2 separate regions of the Homo sapiens genome follow, and region 2 is linked to region 1. Evidence: chromatin loops called from intact Hi-C (ENCODE). Cell type or tissue: PC-9. All regions are shown on one strand. Each heading gives the region's core, and the rest is flanking DNA. Links, peaks and the distances in the headings are about the cores only. Region 1 overlaps WDR87 (WD repeat domain 87). Region 2 has its middle 9.8 kb from the start of DPF1.

Evidence for each region. A loop is a pair of places that touch in the nucleus more often than their neighbours do. Peaks named below come from ENCODE experiments on the same cell type or tissue, not always from the same donor. Only the 100,000 strongest peaks of a DNase experiment are listed, where the experiment ranks them.
Region 2: it touches region 1 in a loop (10-fold over the local background); 78 of 110 quality-filtered maps call a loop at or near these places.

The regions. Positions count from the first base shown.
Region 1 is chr19:37,901,612-37,904,517 of GRCh38, reverse strand. All of the region lies in intron 1 of WDR87 (WD repeat domain 87), which reads left to right. Among named protein-coding and RNA genes, the nearest start is that of WDR87, 3.5 kb to the left of the region's middle. In PC-9, for the core only: a CTCF peak has its summit at 1,726 (motif pointing left); a DNase peak (open chromatin) is centred at 1,737.
Region 2 is chr19:38,232,523-38,235,428 of GRCh38, reverse strand. No RefSeq gene overlaps it. Among named protein-coding and RNA genes, the nearest start is that of DPF1, 9.8 kb to the right of the region's middle. RefSeq lists an enhancer at 1,163-1,212. In PC-9, for the core only: CTCF peaks have their summits at 1,247 and 1,446 (motif pointing left); a DNase peak (open chromatin) is centred at 1,438.

The DNA.
Region 1 (2,906 bases), core at 187-2,686:
GTGTGGTGGCGCACGCCTGTAATCCCAGCTACTAGGGAGGCTGAGGCTCAAGAATCACTTGAACTCAGGAGGCAGAAGTTGCAGTGAGCCAAGATCGCGCCACTGCACTCCAGCCTGGGCGACAGACAGAGACTCCATCTCAAAAAAAAAAAAAAAGCACACACACACACAAAAGAAAGACACAACCAGAGTTACTTCTGGGAAGGGGAAACAGAAGGACAGCTGGTCAGGTGTGAAAAGGTGACTTTTTTTCCCTTACCTGCTCCTTAGTACATTTTCAATATTTTACCATGTCCGTTTTTAAAAGTTGTTTAATGGCCGGGCGCAGTGGCTCATGCCTGTAATCCCACCACTTTGGGAGGCCGAGGCGGGTGGATCACGAGGTCACGAGATTGAGACCATCGAGGCTAACATGGTGAAACCCCGTCTCTATTAAAAATACAAAAAATTAGCCAGGCATGGTGGCGGGCGCCTGTAGCTACTCGGGAGGCTGAGGCAGGAAAACGGCGTGAACCTGGGAGGCGGAGCTTGTAGTGAGCGGAGATGGCGCCACTGCACTCTAGCCTGGGCGACAGAGTGAGACTCCGACTCAAAACAAAACAAAACAAAAAACAAAAAAGGTTGTTTAATTACAGGGAGGATAATAGCTAAGTCGTTAGAATAATTGTAAGAATTAAACCAAATTGGCTGGGTGTGGTGGCTGACACCTGTAGTAATCCCAACACTTTGGGAGGCTGAGGCAAGTGGATTCTTTGAGGCCAGGAGTTTGAGACCAGCCTGGGCAACATGGTGAAACCCCATCTCTACAAAAAGTACAAAAATTAGCCAGGTGTGGTAGCACTAGCCTGTAGTCCCAACTACTCAGGAGGCTAAGGCAGAAGGATCACTTGAGCCGGAGTGGTTGAGGCTGCAGTGAGCCATGATCATGCCACTGCACTCCAGCCTGGGTGAGAGTGAGGCCCTGTCTCAAAATAAATAAGAATTAAAAGATATGTAAAACTCCTGGTTACTACTTTACAACCTAATTAATCCTGGATACTGTCGTTACTTCTCAGGGATCCAGGGTAACTCTTCCATCCAACAGAAACTAGCCCACCCTGTTAATGTATGTTTGTCAGCCTGGAAAACTATTTATTCCCATTAAGAAAGTTAAATGCATTCCACCCCCAGCCCTAGCTATGCAGCCACCTGAAGGCCAGAGTAGCACTCCCAGGCCCTGGGGACAAACTTGGGCTCCTTATCAGTAATGTCATTCAAAGAACCAAGTAAGCCTAGGTTGCCCCTCTGACTTTACAGTCAACTAATTAGGCCCTTCTGATATCAGCTGGACTTTCTGCACCCCTGTGCCCAAATGTGAGACCACCTGCAAGGTTATATAATCCATGCAGGGCCCTGTCTCACAGTGTGGCGCACTCATCACCTTCCTTTTGGGTGGCCAGGTCTCCTCGTTATATGTACTCAAAGCACTTCATACTTTTCCTTCTTAAAACTGAATTTAATTTGCAATTTAATTTGAGGAAATTAAAAGTTGCAGAAAAGTTCTAAAGGATAATATAACCCATCACCTAGAATTTCCCACTGTAATCCATTTTATATCTCTTCTTTGATGACTATAAGCTCTAGGGAGCAAGAAACCTGCCTGGATCCCCTCACACTCACCTGTAACAGAGCACATTGGAGCCAACAAGTGAGCCAAAGGGAGCCCAGGGGCCTGACCGTGTCGTGGAGTGCAGCGCCCCCTAGAGTCAACTCTCTTTAACAAGGCAAAGCTCGTGGGAGGTTTGCCTTTCCTCAGGCCACCAACTAATGCTGTACCTTACAGTGGACTGGTGCTAAGAAAAGGAATATAGTTCCAGTGTCAACACCCAGTCATGGACCTGGTTTGTCTCCACAGTCAGCAGGAATAACATGCGTTGGTCCCAAATACCCTTCACGCTAAATTGGCCACAGAGCTTGAATTCTCCCATTAGATTATCTTTGTGTTAAGATATTAAACAATCAGCCGGGCATGGTGGCTCACGCCTGTAATCCCAGCACTTTGGGAGGCTGAGGCGGGCAGATGACCTGAGGTCAGAAGTTCGAGACCAGCCTGGCCAACATGGTAAAACCCCATCTCTACTAAAAAAAAATACAAAATTAGCTGGGCATGGTGGTGCATGCCTGTAATCCCAGCTACTCAGGAGGCTGAGGCAGGAGAATCACTTGAACTCCAGAGGCAGGGGTTGCAGTGAGCCAAGATAGTGCCACGGCACTCCAGCCTGGGTGACAGAGTGAGACTCTGTCTCAAAAAAAATAAAAAAGGAAAAAGAAATAAAAGATATTAAACAAGACTGTTGGGATTAAAGCATCTGGAGCTCACTACAAACTTGCTTTTAAGGACAGGTACTGGGATTAGGGAGTCAAATGTCATCCTCTGAGGCTAACCCAAGGAAACTGGTCTATGGTGTGGGAAAGAGTGGCAAATAAATAAATAAATAAATAAATAAATAAATAAACATAGAGGGCCAGGTGCAGTGTCTCATACCTGTAATCCCAGCACTTTGGGAGGCTGAGGCAGGTGGATCGCTTGAGCCCAGGAGTTCGAGACCACCTAAGCAACATAGGGAGACCCTGTATCTACAAAAAGTTTTTAAAAAATTAGCCAGGCATGGGGGTGTGTGCCTGTGGTCCCAGTTACTCGGTAGGCTGAGGCAGGAGGATTGCTTGAGCCCAGGGGTTTGAGGCTGCAGTGAACTGTGACTCTACTACTGCACTCCAGCCCGGGCAACAGAGCGAGACCCTGTCTCAAAAAAAAAAACCACATAAAATTAAATAAACATAGAGATTTGGGGTTTGAAAGTCCTCCTTCTCACTCATCACCTAGAAATATTCCCCCAAATAGTCCCAACCATTTGCTCTCTGTAGGC
Region 2 (2,906 bases), core at 250-2,749, 330 kb before region 1:
CTTGGCTAATTTATTTTTAATCTTTTGTAGAGATGGGGTCTCACTATGTTGCCTTGTCTGGTCTCAAACTCCTGGGCTCAAACAATCCTCCTGGCCAGGCACGGTGGCTCATGCCTGTAATCCCAGCCCTTTGGCAGGCCGAGGTGGGTGGATCATTTGAGGTCAGGAGTTCGAGATCAGCTTGCCCAACATGGTGAGACCCCATCTCTACTAAAAATACAAAAATTAGTCAGATGTGGTGACGCATGCCTGTAGTCCCAGCTACTTGGGAGGCTGAGGCAGGAGAATCACTTGAACCAAGGAGGAGGAGGTTGAAGTGAGCTGAGATGGCGCCCCTGAACTCCAGCCTGGGCGACGGAGTGAGACTCTGTTTCAAAATCAAGCAAAAAAAAAAAAAAAAAAAAAAAAAAAAAATCCTCCCACCTTGGCCTCCCAAAGTGCTGGGATGCTGGGATTACAGGCTTGAGCCACCACACCCAACCAGATCTGGGTTCGAATCCTACTTCTCCCTGCCATGAAGGTTGAGGGCTTCCCGTCTCAGCTCATTGCTGACATTTGGGTGCCTGCTTCCCAAGTGTGGTCTGTATGATTCAGTGATGTGTGTAGCTTGTTAAAGCTCAGTACAGGTCCTGACTCAGGAGGAGCTGAACCAATGAGTCTTTATTTGCTGTTACGATTATTACTGTTGCTGCCCTGATACTGCATGGCCCCCCAGCCCCACCTCTTCTGCGCCTCAGCATCCCCATCTGGGCAGGAAACTTTTTTTTTTTTTTTTTTTTTGATACAGGGTCTCACTCTTGTTGCCCAGGCTGGAGTGCAGGTGGCATGATCTCAGCCCACTGCAGTGTCTGCCTCCTGGGTTCAAGCTATTATCCTACCTCAACCTCCTGAGTAGCTGGGATTACAGGCACCTGCCACCATGCTCAGCCAGTTATTTTTTGTACTTTTAGTAGAGACAGGGTTTCACCATGTTGGCCAGGCTGGTCTTGAACTCCTGACCTCAGGTGATCCGCCTGCCTCCGCCTCCCAAAGTGCTGGGGTTACAGGCGTGAGCCACCGCACTGGGCCTGGGCAGGAAACTTCTGAAAGGTACATCTGAACATCCCAAGGGCCACTTAGGGAAGGCTTCCTCTGAATTGTAGCGGGCAGGAGAGGGGAGAAGTGGCTGTTAGCAGTTGCATTTCCTTCAGAGGCCAAAGCTGGACCCAGTGGGTATGGGGCAGAGTTTTCTGTGATTCCAGGTCCACCGGAACCTTGGATTAGAGGCGTGTGTGTGTGAGAGAGAGAAGGAGAGGGAGATACCCTGGTGACCAGGTCCTGGGCAGGGTCTGAGGCTCAGGGTTGGGGGCCCAGTGTCTCTGCGGGCAGCCCCATGGCCTGCAGGATGTCTCCCGGATCTGAGGCTTCCGAAGCAGCCTCTGCTGGACAAAGACTGGGGCCACAGCGCCCTCTGGTGGGCAAACCCTTGGGTTCCAGGGTTAGGAGAAGTGACCACAGGTTGAGACTTTTAGGGTTTGTTCCTCAAAGCTTGAGTGATGGGCATTAAGAAGATCAGGCATTAAGGCCCCAAGAGGTCAGAGCAGGAACCTTGCCCTGTGTCTGGGTAGATCAGGGGGTCAGGACTCAAAAGGATTCACATGCAGGCCGGGTGTCCTCTCCTCCAGGAAGGCATCCCTGACTGTCAGGCTAGGCCAGGAGACAGCCGCCTCTGGGCTCCCACAGTGCCCTGTGTCTCCCCCGCTCCAGCCCCGACCCCTCTGCCTGTGCCCCCCAATCCCTGCCCGGACCCCTCTGCCTGTGTCCTCCTTGTCCCAGCCCCGACCCCTCTGCCTGTGCCCCCCAATCCCGGCCCGGACCCCTCTGCCTGTGTCCCCCTTGTCCCAGCTCCGACCCCTCCGCCTGTGCTCCCCATCCCACCTGGACCCCTCTGTCTGTGCTCCCCATCCCACCTGGGCCCCTCTGCCTGAGTCCCCCTTGTCCCAAACCCAACCCCTCTGCCTGTGCTCCCCAATCCTGGCCCAGACCCCTCTGCCTGTGTCCCCCTTGTCCCAGCCCCGACCCCTCTGCCTGTGTCCCCTAACCCCACCTGGACCCCTCTGGACATCACTGTCTGGTGATGAGTCTGTTACTCTTCTGGACTCCAAGCTTAAGGCAAAGTCTGGGGCCATCTTATTTGCTGCTGTGTCCCCAGCACATCCACAGAGGGATGGAGACCATCATCGTTCTCTAGAAATGAGTGGATGTGACATTTATTTATTTATTTATTTTGGGATGGAGTCTCACTCTGTTGCTCAGACTAGAGTGCAGTGGTGCCATCTCAGCTCACTGCAGCCTCCACTTCCTGAGTTCAAGTGATTCTCCTGCCTCAGCCTCCCTAATAGCTGGGACTACAGGCGCCCGCCACCACGCCCGGCTAATTTTTGTATTTTTAGTAGAGACAGGGTTACACCATGTTGGCCAGGCTGGTCTCAAACTCCTGACCTCAGGTGATCCACCCTCCTCGGCCTCCCAAAGTGTTGGGATTATAGGCATGAGGCACCGCGCCCGGCCAAGTGTGCCTTTTAATGTATCCCTTCTCTCTGCCTTGAAGCCTTAGGTCCAGATGCTGTGCTGGGCACTTTTCCTTAAAAAAGGCCCCAAATTTGCCCCTCACTTCAGGTTGTCCAAGTGTCCATATGGGGTAGGGCAGAGCCTGGATCCCACCTGATTCTCTTCATGCTGGGTGCATGCTTTTGGACACTGGGGAGAGGCATGGAGCATGACTAATTGATACATTTATTTTATTTTATTATTTTATTTTGAGATGGAGTTTTTTGCTCTTTTGCCCAGGCTGGAGTGAAGTGGCACAATCTCGACTCACTGCAACCTCCGCCCCCTGGGTTCAAGTGATTCTCTTGCCTCAGCCT